2 separate regions of the Mus musculus genome follow, and region 1 is linked to region 2. A link is a contact called in ENCODE Hi-C or POLR2A ChIA-PET data. All regions are on one chromosome and are shown on one strand. The core of a region is the stretch at or near the end of the contact, and the rest is flanking DNA. Distances in the headings are between cores, read along the strand shown.

What was found. Hi-C counts contacts between places; a loop is a spot of excess contacts on that map. ChIA-PET counts read pairs that join two places held with the same protein, here RNA polymerase II (POLR2A).
Region 1: a loop to region 2 is called in a map of T-helper 2 cell, with 2.4 times the contacts of the local background. The contact joins the promoter of Saysd1 here to the promoter of Kcnk5 in region 2. A Hi-C loop is called at or near these places in 1 of 37 maps with a recorded cell type or tissue (T-helper 2 cell). POLR2A ChIA-PET finds 5 or more read pairs at or near these places in 4 of 5 experiments (Patski and embryonic stem cell).

What each region holds. Positions count from the first base shown.
Region 1 is chr14:20,081,580-20,084,646 of GRCm38, reverse strand. Saysd1 (SAYSVFN motif domain containing 1) reads left to right here and starts at 1,475. Exons shown (of 2, transcript NM_026209.1): 1 at 1,475-1,769. The coding sequence starts at 1,560.
Region 2 is chr14:20,179,984-20,183,228 of GRCm38, reverse strand. It overlaps Kcnk5 (potassium channel, subfamily K, member 5), which reads left to right and starts at 1,447. Exons shown (of 5, transcript NM_021542.4): 1 at 1,447-1,962. The coding sequence starts at 1,777.

The sequences.
Region 1 (3,067 bases), core at 226-2,725, 99 kb after region 2:
AGAAACTCCACTTTGGGAGTAGGAGAAATGGCTCAGCAGTTAAGAATGCTTCCCCAGCTACTGCCTGGAACTCCAGCTCCAGGGGACTCAACACCCTCTTCTGGTTTCCACAAGCAACTGCACTGACATACAGACCACACACACACACACACACACATTACACAAAAGAACAAACCAAAAAAAAAAAAAAAACCCAAAACCCAAAACAAAAAACCCAAAACAACAAAAAAATCTTTCCAATTAGAATGTAGAAAGCAAAGGTCTTTATTTCATTTGTGATCCCTGCCTCCTGCTCTCAATCCTTAATGTTTGGTGCCGAACTCAACACATAGCCCTAGACAAACATTTGTTAAATGAATATTTTCTAGCTTTTTGACTCGAACTCAGTAGTATCCAACAAGTATTTGAGACTCAATTCTGCAAGTGCTACTTAGCTAAATCCTTGGTACTTAGCTTGGAGCTTTAAAAATCTGTAAAACTGTAAGATCTAAAATTTTAATTTTTGGGTAAATACTAATTGCAAGAAAGGATAAGAACACCCAGAGTTCTAGAAATGTTCTTTACTGGATGGTAGTTACACACTATAGTTACGATTTATAGATTTTATATATTTTTAGTATGTTTTGGTCATATGCATTCTCCTCCTCTAACTCCTCCAACATTGACCCCTCTCGCACCTTGTCCTCTTTTTCACTTTTTAAGAAGTCCACAAATTCCCATTCATGGGTATGGAGCAATCCACCAGGATCTACCAGGGCTTACATGAAACTGACTCTCTACCCCGCCCGAAATCATCACCCATAAGTAGCTCCCCAGTTAGGAGTGGGGGCTTGCGAAGGTTGGGTCGTTTGGTTTTGTGCAGGCAAACACGCTGCTGGGAGTTCAAGAGTGGCCCTGTGATGGCCATAAGACAGTTTCAGTCTGGCTTCCTCCTATCCTTAGCTTTTAAAGTCTTTTGACAACCCCCCCCCCCAGGTTTGTGTATTTAAGTTTTTCCTCAGTAAGTTCGTTTGTTTTACATTTCTTGTCTAGTCAATGCATCTTTCTAGTGTAGCAAGCAAACTAAATGCTAAGAAAATGGAGGTGTGAACACCTTCAGCGAGACTGATAGACTGCAGTAAGAGTTAGAAGGTAGGACGCATCCTGCCTTTCTGACACGGGAAACTTCCCAGAGATCACAGGTCTCCTCCCGCGTCCCGAGACGCTTTTTCTGCGGTGCTGACCACTGGCTTCCCCGCATGCGTTCTTCCCTGAACCTGAGGTGAGGAGCAAACACGTCAGAACTGAGTTCTGCGGCCCGGGCAAGAGCCGGAACATCTGACGGTTCTCATACTTTAAACGCAACCTTTTAGCCGGAGGAGATGGGACACTCAGTTCACTCTCCTCTCGAGAACCGAGGACCGCTCCAGGTACAGGAGGGTCACCAGACGTCACAAAGCCTTGGAAAATTCCGACCCGGGCTCATGCAACGCGCAGGCGCAACAGAGGGCCACGTGCGCAGGCGCACGGCGGCCGAGGACAGGCCTGGACACACACCGGCGAGCGGGCGGCTGCGCACCATGGAACAGCGGTTAGCCGAGTTCCGGGAGGCCCGCAAACGGGCCAGTCTGGTAGCCCAGCCTTCCACGTCCAGTCAGAGCGTACAGACCTCGGGAGCGAAGGCGGAGCCAGCGGCGGCGACCCCAAAGACAGCCACGGGCTGGCTGACACGCTTCCTGAAACGGAAAGCCAACCCCGCCATCGCTCAGGCTCAGCCCAACCAGCCTCAGGTGAGGAGAGAGGCCTGCACCTTGAAGCTCCGCCTCCGCGCGGGGGCCACGCCCCTGCCTGCCCAAGCCACACCCAGGATATCTGGCTCTTCCTTGTCCTGTGCGCTCTCTCCTCGCCTGCCTCGTGGCTGGACACCGCATTTCCGCTCTGTGTATCAGCACATGATACGTGGCCTTGACGTTTTCCATCCCAGACAATCCTATGCAGCAACTAGTTGAAAACAAAGCGAAGCTCTAGGGAGCTTGAAGAAACATCTCTGCTCTCCAGTTGTTCACTGCGAGTTAATGACAGAGATTCGTGGCTTTGAGAAACTGATAAGTTATTTCTCCACTGGTGAAGTAAGCCAATTCAAGCCAGATTAGTATATATATAGGTTTATCGGGAAGCTGCTTTTGTGCCGATGAGTTCACTGGCCCTAGGAAGGAGGCCAGGGAAGTCGCCATGAGAAGGGAGACAGAGGGGAGGGAGAAGAGAAAGAGAGAAGGAAAAGGAAGAAGAGGAAGAGAGAAAACCAACCAAACAAAAAAAAGTCTGGGTTATATAGTAAAGAGCCTGTGGGCTGGAAAGTTCAGGGTTGGGGGTAGGGTATGCTAGGTAGGGACTGAGAGATGCTTGGAGAACCTGGAGGCCAGGTCTGCTTGGTGTGTAAAATATACACCTCAGCACCTTGTCCTGGGGTCTGAAACCACTGAGCTGCATCCACTGCTAGTGAGGGGGTAAAGGCCTTACTGGTTATGGCTCAGAGGTGGCAGTAATTAAGGCTGCACTTTATTCACACCTTGGGTAGAGGAAGCCAGTGTCTCGGGTAGCTTGTACTTTAGAAATGGGATTTGGACCAGGAAACAAAAAGAGGTTTGAGACTATGGCCATACTGTTCTGAATGCAGCTTGATTTCTGAAGCTAAGCAAGGTCTGGCCTGTGCAAAACGGGGTTTGACTATGGAAGTGTGGCCACTGTAACTGCCTAGAGTGATGTGCATGGGCTTATAGGCCCCTCTTGGACTAGAGAAGGGTATTCAAGTTCAACTGTGAGTGATCTAGGTAGAAATAATTTGGACAAGTATGATAGCCCATTCGAATCTCATTGTGGCTTCATATAGTTCCACACAGGAGTATCCTGGCAAAGGTACTTGCCTGTGAGGTTGGAATCCCTGGGTGGAAATATGAAACACTCCAAGGAGGAAATTTGTGTCCTGGTTTGGTTTTTGTTATTTTGATAAACACCATAACCAAAGCCATGTGGGGAGGAAGGGGCTTATTTTAGCTTACAGGCCATGGACTTGCCTACTGGCACTCTC
Region 2 (3,245 bases), core at 198-2,697:
TCTCTCCTGCCCTAGAAACCTGAGTTTTCTCGGTTTCCTGCTCAGACTTCTCCCTCAGGGCATGTTCACAATCTTCAAACAAGAGCTACAAACAATTGAAGGCCAGAGGTGGTGGCCATGTCTTTAATTCCAGCACTTGGGAAGTGTAGGGAGTGGATCTTTGTGAGTTCAAAGTCAGCTTGGTTTACATAGCGAGGTCCAGGATAACCAGAGCTACACAGGGAGACCCTATCTAAATGATTGACTGATCAGCAGTGTGGAGCCATCCTTAGCTCTGCAGATGCAGCAAGATTTCAAGAGCCACAGACAACCTTCTTGCAACTCTCGGCCTGTGACGATTAATCACCCACAGAAGGAAAAGGCCCTGGGGAGGGGGTAGTGCCAGGGACTCTGGCCTCTGTTGCATCTGCTGCCACAGAGGTCAGGGGCAGGCTGTGGCTCTGGCACACAAGTCAGCACCCCTGACTTGAGACAGTGGAGGCTGCCCAAATGGCTCTGCCTAGCTTCCATTTCTTTCCTGGAAAGTAGATCTAACGACAAACCCCCGATTACGATACAAAAACATGTCGTCTGCCCAGGGTTTATAAATGCTCAGAGAAGCAAGCAGAGTGAGGAGTAACTCAGACGAGTTTTGACAGATGTATTCACATCTTCTGCCTATTATCAAGTATTTGTTTATTTTTGAGAGAAGGTTTTACTGTGTAGCCTGGCTGGCCTAGAACTCCCTATGTAGACAAAGTTGGTATACCTCTCTAGTTGGGACTAAATGTGCACACTACCACCACACCTGGTCTGAGTGTTTATCGCTATTAACAGGCCTGTGGATAAATGCATCACCGAGTGGAAAGCATTTCTAGTCTCTCCAGTAGATATTCCAGCTGGGGTGGGTAAGGGGGAAGTGGTGTTGTAATTTTAAGCAGGCTTGGGAGTAAGGAAGAGGTCCTTGTAATGTGGGTGTGGCTGTCTGTCGCCTCTCTCAGAAGTGTCGCGAACACAGATGACCTGGGATGGGTTCTTCACCCATTTGTGGTTGGGATTAATTCCCAGTAATCCTAATTCAGATCCAATCTCCTTACTCGGGTCAGATAAGTAAGTGTGTGAGCCCCAGGAATAATTGGGGAAACATCTGGATGTGATAGTAACACTGGCAATGTATTTCTGACCTCAGCAGTAAGGTGCATGACCGTTTTAGCGAATTATATCGATTTCTAATACGCAACTGGAGTCCCGCAGACCGCAAATCCCGCGACTGTGTGGCTCCTGGAAGTCTGGTGGGGCCATGAAGCCTTGGCCTGGAGCTTGGAGAACCCGGTGTTTGGTGTAATGACTTCAGGCGCGCTGGGCGGGGCCAGGGGCGGGTTCCGAATGGACTCCACCCCTTTCAGGGTCTGGCGCGAGCGGGCGGGCTGAGAGCTGCTTAAAGAGCCCTGCGGAGGCGCGCTGGGCGTACTGTCGCGCGCGCAGAGGCGGCACACGTGTCTGCTGGTGTGGGTCCTGAGTTTCACCCTACCCTTCAGGATCGAGAGATTGGGGTGGCCCCAACCCCCTTTTGATGTGCGCTCACCCTGGCCTGTGAGAACGTGATCCACGCAGTTCCCCGCGTTCAGGGAGCCAACTTGGCCAAGCAACTGTCCCGGGAGCGGCGCGCGGGGGTACCGGGCACTGCGCATGCGGAGCTCCAAATTCAAACAGCTGTGTCCAGGGCTGCAGGACGAGTGAACCCGGAGCTGCTGGAATTAGGGGACTCTTTCTCCAGGAGGTGGCCATTCCAGAGTCATGGTGGACCGGGGTCCTTTACTCACCTCGGCCATCATATTCTACCTGGCCATCGGGGCAGCGATCTTCGAAGTGCTGGAGGAGCCACACTGGAAGGAGGCCAAGAAAAACTACTATACACAGAAACTGCATCTACTCAAGGAGTTTCCGTGCCTGAGTCAGGAGGGACTGGACAAGATCCTACAGGTGAGCCGTCGGTCGCCAGAATCCTCCACATGCATCTGAAGCTGTTGGGACTATAGCGGTATTGAAGGGGATACTCCCTCCTACAGTTTAAGACGACCCCCCACCCCCCAGTCCCAACCAGAAGTCCCTGGGTGGCGGGAGAAAATGCCTCATCAGGTGTCAGGTCGCAAAGATCTGTGTCTTTCGTCTAGGGACAGGGAGATTCCCCCACGCGCGCAGACTTGGTCAGTACCTAGTAAGTTCCGAGAGAACTTGGGGTTGACTCCAGGATGAACTGGGCCCCGCGGTGGCTTAGTGTGGGTGTGCGGGTGCCTCCCTCTTTGGAGGGAGGCTGTGGGGCGGATAAAGGAGTTTATCTTTCCTTGGAGACGCTCCCGGAGTCCGGGAGCAGAGCCGGGTGCCACCCCTCGCGTCACCACCTCCCGCTCCAGGGCCGTTGCCGCGCCCGCTCGACCTTTCTAAACTTGAATACAGCAGAGGGCCCCCAGACCTGGTGTGAGCAAAAACACACCCGCCAGTTGCTGCACTTTGAGTGGGGCAGGGAGCTCGGACATATCCTAAGTGCCTCGGAGGAAGGTCTGTGGCTGGAATGTTCGGGACGGTCCCAGGCTTCCATGAAGTCTTAGCAAGCTGAGCCATCCCTCAAGGACTCGGAATTAAGCTTTGTCAAAACAGCAGGTTGCACAAACGAACACCCAAATTCAGGTAGTGCCCTTTTAGGGAGCGAGGATAGTGTGGGTGAGGGGATGTTTCCCTGATGTTAGCTTGTGGAGTCACTTATCTGAGAATGCACACACCCAGTAGACCATTGACCTCACCATGGTAAACTTGGCTGACCATCTCAACTGGAACCTTGAGCCAACTTAGGGTCAGAGGTTCTTCTCTGTTTCTTGAGGGCTCAGCCCCAAGCATCCATCCATCCTGTTCCTGGCCTTCTAACAATAATGGTAGGATTAAACTGGAGCAGGGGTAGACTGTTCAAATCATTATAGATCTGATCGACATCAGCCCCCACTTCTTTCCACTTGTCTCATGCCTCTCACTTTCCAGCCTCATTTACCTGTTTTGTCAAATGGGAACAAACCTGTCTTCATCCTTGTCCTGCCCTGAACTATTGTACCATTGACAACTGAGAAAACCTAAACACATCCTATTGGTACTACCTCCTAATTTCAGATGGACATTCACAGAAACATTTTAGGTGCCCGAGAGATCATGGGCTCATCAGAGAGTTGCCCTCAGCAGGTTTACACCACTAGGTGTGTTGTTGCTTTTGAGTAGAC